Regions from separate parts of the Homo sapiens genome. Here regions 1 and 3 are each linked to region 2. The links are chromatin loops, found by intact Hi-C in ENCODE. Cell type or tissue: PC-9. All regions are shown on one strand.

Region 1 (2,500 bases), 180 kb before region 2:
GGTAGAGGGTAGGAGGAGGGGGAGGATAGAAAACTATCTATTGGGTACTATGCTCACTACCTGGGTAATAAAATCATTTTATTACCCAAACCCCAGTGACATGCAATTTATCCTTGTCAAACCTGCACATATATCCCCTGGATCTAAAATAAAAGTTGGAAGAAAAATAATAAATAAATAAATAAAATCGCTTCTTCAAAAAAATTACGTTGTATAATTTCACTGCTATGTATTGTATGCAGTATGCATTTCTCTGAAAATCTAAACATAAATACAATCACATTATCACACCTAAGATATCAACCCATACTACAACCCAATTTCCCTAACTGTCTTAAAAATTTCTTTCACAGTTGATTTGTTTGAATCAAGGTATAAACAATGTAATACACTACATTTGTTTATGTTTGAGTTTCTTTTAACCTAAAGGAGCACACATGCACACACACACACACGCACACTTTTTTCCCTTTAGCATTTCCCTGTGATTTGCAAAATCCACATAATATTCCTGCATAATGCCCCACATCCCAAATGTGTCCCTTTGCTACTCTGTAGTGTAATTAACTCTAGAAGCTTGGTTAGATTTAGTTTCATTTTTTTGGTCAAAAATATTTCATAGACAAAGTGTATTTTATAAATGCATTACATCAGGAGTTACCCAATATGTTGTTGTTCCATTTATAGTGACATTCATGATAGTGATCATTCCCCACCTACATATAACTAATGATTCCAATCCACTGACAATCACTGTGTAAAACAATTATTTCATGGGACCAAGGAGGAGAAGAACAAGGTAGTTATAATAGTGGGTATTATTTTGAAACTTGCTTTTTTCCACTTACCAGTATGTTGAAATTTATCCATATTGATATCTGTACTAGTTATTTCATACATGTCTAGTTATTTTAATTACTGTATAGTATTCTACTATAGAAAAAAATTGAAAAAAAGAAAAAAGAACACATTTTATTTATCCCTTCTACTGGTGAAAAAAGGATATATCCTATTTTTTTAATCAAAAACAGTAGCAAAGAATATCCTTGGGCATTTTTCAGTGTGTATGCATATGAGAGTTTCTCTAAAATCAAGGGCAGGAATCAGAAACCTTTTTCTGTAAAGAGACAGGTAGCAAATAGTTCAGGCTTTGTGGGCCATATGGTCTCTGTTGCCATTACTCTGTCAGGTAGCATGAAAACAGTCATCAACATTGTATAAACGAATAAGCATGCACACAGCTGGGTTTTTATAAGAGTTGATTTAACAAAACAGGTGGCGGGCCAGATTTGGCCCAAAGGCCATAGTTTGCTGACCCCTGGTGTAGAGTATGAAAATAGAGTATGTTCATCTTCAGCTTTGTTATATATTTCTATTTTCTTTCTCCAAATGAGTTATACTTGTTTATACTTCCATCAGCAAAGTATAAAAGTGACTTTCTCCACATCCTTGAAAACACTTGGTGTTATCTAATTTCTTAATCTTGGGGCAGTCTGATGGTTGTGAAATAGTTTCTAATGAATGTTTCAACTTTCATAAGCCAAATTACAAATGTGTTTCAATATTTTTCATATGTGCTTTGACTATTCAGGTTTCTCCTCCCTACATTGCCAGTTTATAACATTTACCTACTTTCTATTGAGTTGTTTGCCTTTTTCTTACAATTTGTGACTTTTATATATATTCTATTTATAGATTGCATTTTTCTGTTGATTATATGCATTATAAATATCTTAGTCTGAGTTTGTCTTTGCTCACAGTATCATTTGTTGAACAGAAGTTTTGTTTGGTTTTTGCTTTATTTTTAATGTCCATGGATACATTAATCCTCCCTTTTTCTGTGTGTGTATGTGTGTGTCCATTTTTTGCTTTGTATAAGAAATCTCGCCCTACCCAATTATCATAACATTTTTCTATATTTTCCTTTTCACATTCAGGTTTTAGTACATCTGAATGTATCTTTACATATGGTAGTTATCTAATTTTATCTTATCCAATATGAACCATCAATTATCTGAGCCCCCTTTATTGATTAATCCATCTATGTGTTCTCCACTGATTTTAATGCTACCTTTGACTTAATGCACATTCCCACATGTTGTAGGTCTGTTTCTAGGCTCTGTGTTCTGCTTTCTTAGTCTGCTTTTACTGGTCTATCTCTAGGCTGATACTATTTCATTTTAATGCGATAATTTCATAAGTAGTCTTAATATCAGGCAGAATTAATCTCTCCCTATCGCTGATATCTTTCAAATAGTCTTGCCTCATCTTTACTCTTCATCTTCCATACGAATTTTAGATAAATCCCAATGTAAAGGTTTGGAAACAAATGTTTAAAAAAATCTAAGTAACTTTCCCAAGGCCCCACGATTAATAAGTAGATGAGGTGACATTCAAACCCATGCAGAATAATTTCGAAGCCCAGTTTCTAAGCCACTATATCCACAATACCACCTCTACAATTATATTACAAAGTGGTAGAAAAAGCTGAATTTAATGT
Region 2 (2,500 bases):
TGTGTATATATATACATATGTGTATATATATATATTTTTTGAGACAGGGTCTCGCTTTGCCACCCAGGCTGGAATGCAGTGCAGTGACATGCTCATGGCTCACTGCAGCTTTGACCTTCTGGGTTCAAACAATCCTGACACCTCAGCCACCCTAGTAGCTGTGACTACAGAAAAATATTTTTTAAATGAAATGAAGTCCCAAAAAAGTCACAATTCAATAGTCACTAAGTATTTAACAACTACCATTTTCAAAATTGAGTGCCATCTCAGTGACCAGCTATGGGACACATGCTCACTGAACCCCAGAGGCACAGGTGAGGCTTGCCAGGCAGATGACTCGACATTTAGAAGTGTCTGATTTGTTTTATAAGAACTCTATGGGAAATTAAGCAACAGGAAAAAAAAAGGAGGAAGAATAATTGAAACTAAAAGCCCAAGGCAAACTTACGTCAGTCTTCAGTTTAAAATACCTTGTTGCTAGAATATACTGATTAATGAAGTTGTGTGTCTCAACTAGTAGACTGAACTTGATTAAAACTTTCTTTTGAAAAGCCGATTAGTTTTTGTATTCACAAACTTGTGCAGAAAAATTAGTTTTGTCCTTTGAAAGCTTTTGGAAACAAGTATTTTTCAGGTAAGGAAGAATAAAACAAGGTAAAGAATTATGAACCTTACCAGGATTACAGTCTGTAAGAAGTGAGCAGATAGAAAGGAGGACTTTAGAAATGGTTAGTGCTGGACTCCAATTATCTTTCAATATGTCCAAGCAAATAACACCTTGACTGTTAATATTACAATGATAGATTCTTGTCCGAAATGTAACCTAAAAAAAACAAGTGACAGACAATATTTAAACAGCAAACAAACTTGTTACTAAATATTCAACTGAATGACCCTTAAGAAGGTGACTAAAAGCAGTTTTAATTAAAGCTGTCAAGAAGATAGACAATAAATTTGATTAGAAAGTGTTCATTGATACCATCTCAGGGACTGTGTCAATTTCATTTAAAATGTTATGTCCACTGACGGTAAGTTCAGTACTTCCTAATTTCATCTTTAGCAATTTTAAATCTTTTAAATATTAACATTTCCAAGTTTGAATAGCTAATTGTTTGCTGACCTCTTGTGTTAGCTGGTAGTACTACACTGCCTCAAAGTAAGCTTTAAAATACTGAGAATCATAAATACCTCTTAAAAACTGAAGTGCAACATAATGGGTACATAAAGATAATTAAACAACATACTTAGCAAACAATGACTACACCCAAAAGGCTGAACAAAATTTGAAGAGAAGTCTATTTCTGCTTTTTTCTGACCGTTACATCAGGTCCTATAGACATCCTGTCTACCTACATCACAGAATTTACTATTATATAATCGAGTGTCCATGGATGCAGAGCCAGTAATGGGCAAGGACCACAGCAGAACACAAGTCACATAAGCTGGTGTTATTTGGGTCTCTTAATTTTTATTTGTGAAATATACCAAAACACAAAGTAAAAATTACCTGTAATTTTACCAATTTTTTAAAAAAGTGACTTTCGATTACTTCTTGTTGCTGCAGTTGTACTTTTATCTGGCAGTCTACCTAATCCCCAAGACGGGGTTTTCTTTCTGACTGAATGAGAATCATAGATTGAGTACAGGAGATGGGTGACTTGGGCAATCCTCACCTGTCCTAGAAAGAAAACTGAGGCCTGGAGGTAAAGGAACAAGACCAAAACATGACAGGGAGCACAACAGAATCCAAAGCTTTGGGAAGAGATTCTGATTCTCTAGTTGTTTGGCCCCCTGACCTGCCCTGCCTTTTTTTGGGGTCTTGCTTTGTTGCCCAGACTGGACTCAAACTCTTGGGCTCAAACAATCCTCCCAAGTAGCTGGACTACAGGTGCACACCACTGCACCTGGCTTGACACCATTTTTAACCTCGAGAAAGGTTCAAAAACATTTCTCTATGGGCTGGAAAACAGGGGATTAATTCTAGGTTGCTGACAATATTACTATAAATAGCACAATTTTAAGCACCATCAAAACAAAGCACTTAATCCTAGAATGGTCTCTGCCAGATAAGGCAAAATCAACCTAAAGAAGTGTTTTGTATATGTTAAAATACTCAGATCTATTAGGACATAAGATAAATCTAGTTTCTGTGATTAAAAATTAAATTTAGAAAAACCTCAACAGTTGCTCTCTTGTGGGAATTAGTAAATTTGAGCATACAGGGAGATTTCTTACCTTTGGAGGCTTGAAGGGATATTCTGGTGTAAAAGTGATATCGAGAAAGAATACACCACCCTCATACACGGATCCTGGAGGCCCTAGAATGGTTGATCTCCATTCATAGATGTTATCGCCTTTGGGACCAGCACTGTGAATAATACGTCAACAAATAAGCAGATGGTGGCACTATCCCAATTTTTACAGTGTATTAAAAGAGATGGAAAGATTACCTCTCTCCTCTCTTTTGTTTACTGTGTGGATTCTCTTTACAAAACAAGTA
Region 3 (2,500 bases), 71 kb before region 2:
AAAAATACAAAAATTAGCCAGGTGTGGTGGCGGGCACCTGTAATCCCAGCTACTCAGGAAGCTGAGGCAGGAGAATCACTTGAACCTGGGAGATAGAGGCTACATTGAGACAGAGTGTCACCGTGTCACCCAGGTTAGAGTGCAGTGGCACGATCTCAACTCAGTGCAACCTCCACCTCCTGGGTTCACGCTATTCTCCTGCCTTAGCCTCCCGAGTAACTGGGATTACAGGTGCATGCCACCACGCTCAGCTAATTTTTTTTTGCATTTTTAGTAGATATGGGGTTTCACCATGGCTGGTCTGGAACTCCTGACCTAAAGTGACCCACACACCTCAGCCTCCCAAAGTGTTGGGATTACGGGCGTGAGCCACCATGCCCGGCCATATAAAAAATGTTTTTAAACTCCATTGGTTTTAGGAAAAAATAAAAAGTAATCAAATTGCACAGAAAAAAAATGGCTCTTTTTAGAAGAAGCAACAACAACAGAAGTTTAGCCAAAAACTGTTTCTGGGATGATAATGCTAAAATACGACTTTAATCAATTTGGTGTCCTGTAAAGCATGAAAATATGTTTTCTGCTTCACCTTAAATACAAGAGGGTCCTTGGTAACCGGTTTATAGCTCTGGTTCATGATGAGGAATAAAAGCCAAGCTCCATACACTTTAGGAACACTCTTTAAACTGGGAACATACCATCTCTTGACATTCCAACAGACAGACACTTTTTGAAGCGACATTGCTGACATCTGTTCCTATTCATTCTCATTATAGAACAGTTTTCATTCTTCAGGCACTTCTTGTACTGGATGTTTTGTTGAATACTTCTCCGAAAGAAACCCTAAGAACAAAGGAAGATTTACTTACCCATTTAAAAACACCCAAATGAACTTCTTATAAACACTGCTCCCATACCTATCTAGTGTATATGACGAACTACAGTCCCAGTATATGACTCACTATCTGGGAAACACTATGTCTTAGGACAGAGGGAAATACAATGTTGACACACAGAATTTAATTTCGATTCTTATTGGTATGAGTAAGCACCTAACACCTACTAACCAAACAAAATTCTTCTTCCCTTCAGAGATTCTTTGTCCTTACCCAAAACACCCCTTGCAACAACCACACTACCCTGTTACCAGACCCTGCCTGCAGTCACATTTTCCATCTCATACTTTTATTCACTACAAATTCCAAAACTCTTGAAGTATGAATGACTGATTCTTTTTTTTTTTTTTTTTTGAGATAGGATCTCGTTCTGTTGCCCAGGCTAGAGTGCAGTGGCATGATCACAGCTCACTGCAGCCCTGACCTCCCTGGCTCAATTTTCCAACCACAGCCTCACAAACAGCTGGGACTACAGGCATGCGCCACCACACCCAGCTAATTTTTGTATTTTTTGTAGAAATGAGGTTTTGCCATGTTGCCTAGGCTGGTCTTGAACTCCAGGGCTCAAGTGATCTGCCAGCCTTGGCCTCCCGAAGTGTTAGACTTACAGGGTGTAAGCCACCACCACTCCGGACCTGATTTTTTGTTTGTTTGTTTGCTTGCTTTCTTGAGACAGACTCTTGCTCTGTAGCCCGGGCTGGAGTGCAGTGGTGCGATCTCAGCTCACTGCAACCTCCACCTCCCAGATTCAAGGGATTCTCCTGCCTCAGCCTCCCCAGTAGCTGGGATTACAGGCACGTGCCACCATACCTGGCTAATTTTTTGTATTTTTAGTAGAGACAGGGTTTCACCATGTTGGCCAGGCTGGTTTTGAACTCCTGACCTCAACTGATCCGCCCACCTTGGCCTCCCAAAGTGCTAGGATTACAGGCACGAGCCACCATGTCCAGGCTTTTTTTTTTTTTTTTTTTTTTTAAAGAGACAGGGTCTTGCTCTGTCACCCAGGCTGGAGTACAATGACGTAATAATAGCTCACCGCAACTTCGAACTCCCGGGCTCAAGCAATCCTTCTGCCTCAGCCTCCCAAGAGCTGGGACTACAGACATGTGCTACCACATCCAGCTTTTTTATTTTTTGTAGAGGTAGGGTCTCCCTATGTTGCCCAGGTGGGTCTCACACTCCACCTCAAGCAATCCTACAGCTTCAGCCTCCCAAAGAGCTAGAATTACAGGCCTGAGCCACTGCACCCAGCCTAAATGACTACTTCTTAAAAAGTGGACTGAGAAATATGTTTGATAGCTATAATCCCCTCACTAGATTGTGGATTACATTAACAGAAGTTGGTCTTTCCAGGATCATTACCTGCTGACAATGGCAAGGCCTACTTATACATGACAGAAATCACTGACTACGTGCCAGCAACAGGTAAGTGTTACACCACACACCAACAGAGTAGCTAACTATCCAAGGAAAGACAGTTCCCAACTAGATGGCTACAAACAGCTGCCTTTACTCCACACACAAACAATTCCAGTACATGTTCTGTGATAGGTCTCCAAAGATCTCCAGTTTCATGGTACCAGGGAGGACAGAAAACTCAAGAATGC

What was found. Peaks named below come from ENCODE experiments on the same cell type or tissue, not always from the same donor. Only the 100,000 strongest peaks of a DNase experiment are listed, where the experiment ranks them.
Region 1: a loop joins it to region 2, with 7 times the contacts of the local background. A loop is called at or near these places in 2 of 110 quality-filtered maps.
Region 3: a loop joins it to region 2, with 5 times the contacts of the local background. A loop is called at or near these places in 15 of 110 quality-filtered maps.

What each region holds. Positions count from the first base shown.
Region 1 is chr3:24,068,008-24,070,507 of GRCh38, reverse strand. No RefSeq gene overlaps it. Among named protein-coding and RNA genes, the nearest start is that of LINC00691, 34 kb to the left of the region's middle. In PC-9, a CTCF peak has its summit at 1,302 (motif pointing left); no DNase peak of the experiment used is centred here.
Region 2 is chr3:23,887,435-23,889,934 of GRCh38, reverse strand. UBE2E1 (ubiquitin conjugating enzyme E2 E1) reads right to left here. Exons shown (of 6, transcript NM_003341.5): 4 at 2,236-2,368; 5 at 676-823. Among named protein-coding and RNA genes, the nearest start is that of NKIRAS1, 28 kb to the left of the region's middle. In PC-9, CTCF peaks have their summits at 915 and 1,117 (motif pointing left); a DNase peak (open chromatin) is centred at 394; H3K27ac peaks cover 2,290 bases.
Region 3 is chr3:23,958,011-23,960,510 of GRCh38, reverse strand. NR1D2 (nuclear receptor subfamily 1 group D member 2) reads right to left here. Exons shown (of 8, transcript NM_005126.5): 4 at 696-840. Among named protein-coding and RNA genes, the nearest start is that of NR1D2, 14 kb to the right of the region's middle. In PC-9, no CTCF peak of the experiment used is centred here; a DNase peak (open chromatin) is centred at 1,050; H3K27ac peaks cover 2,367 bases.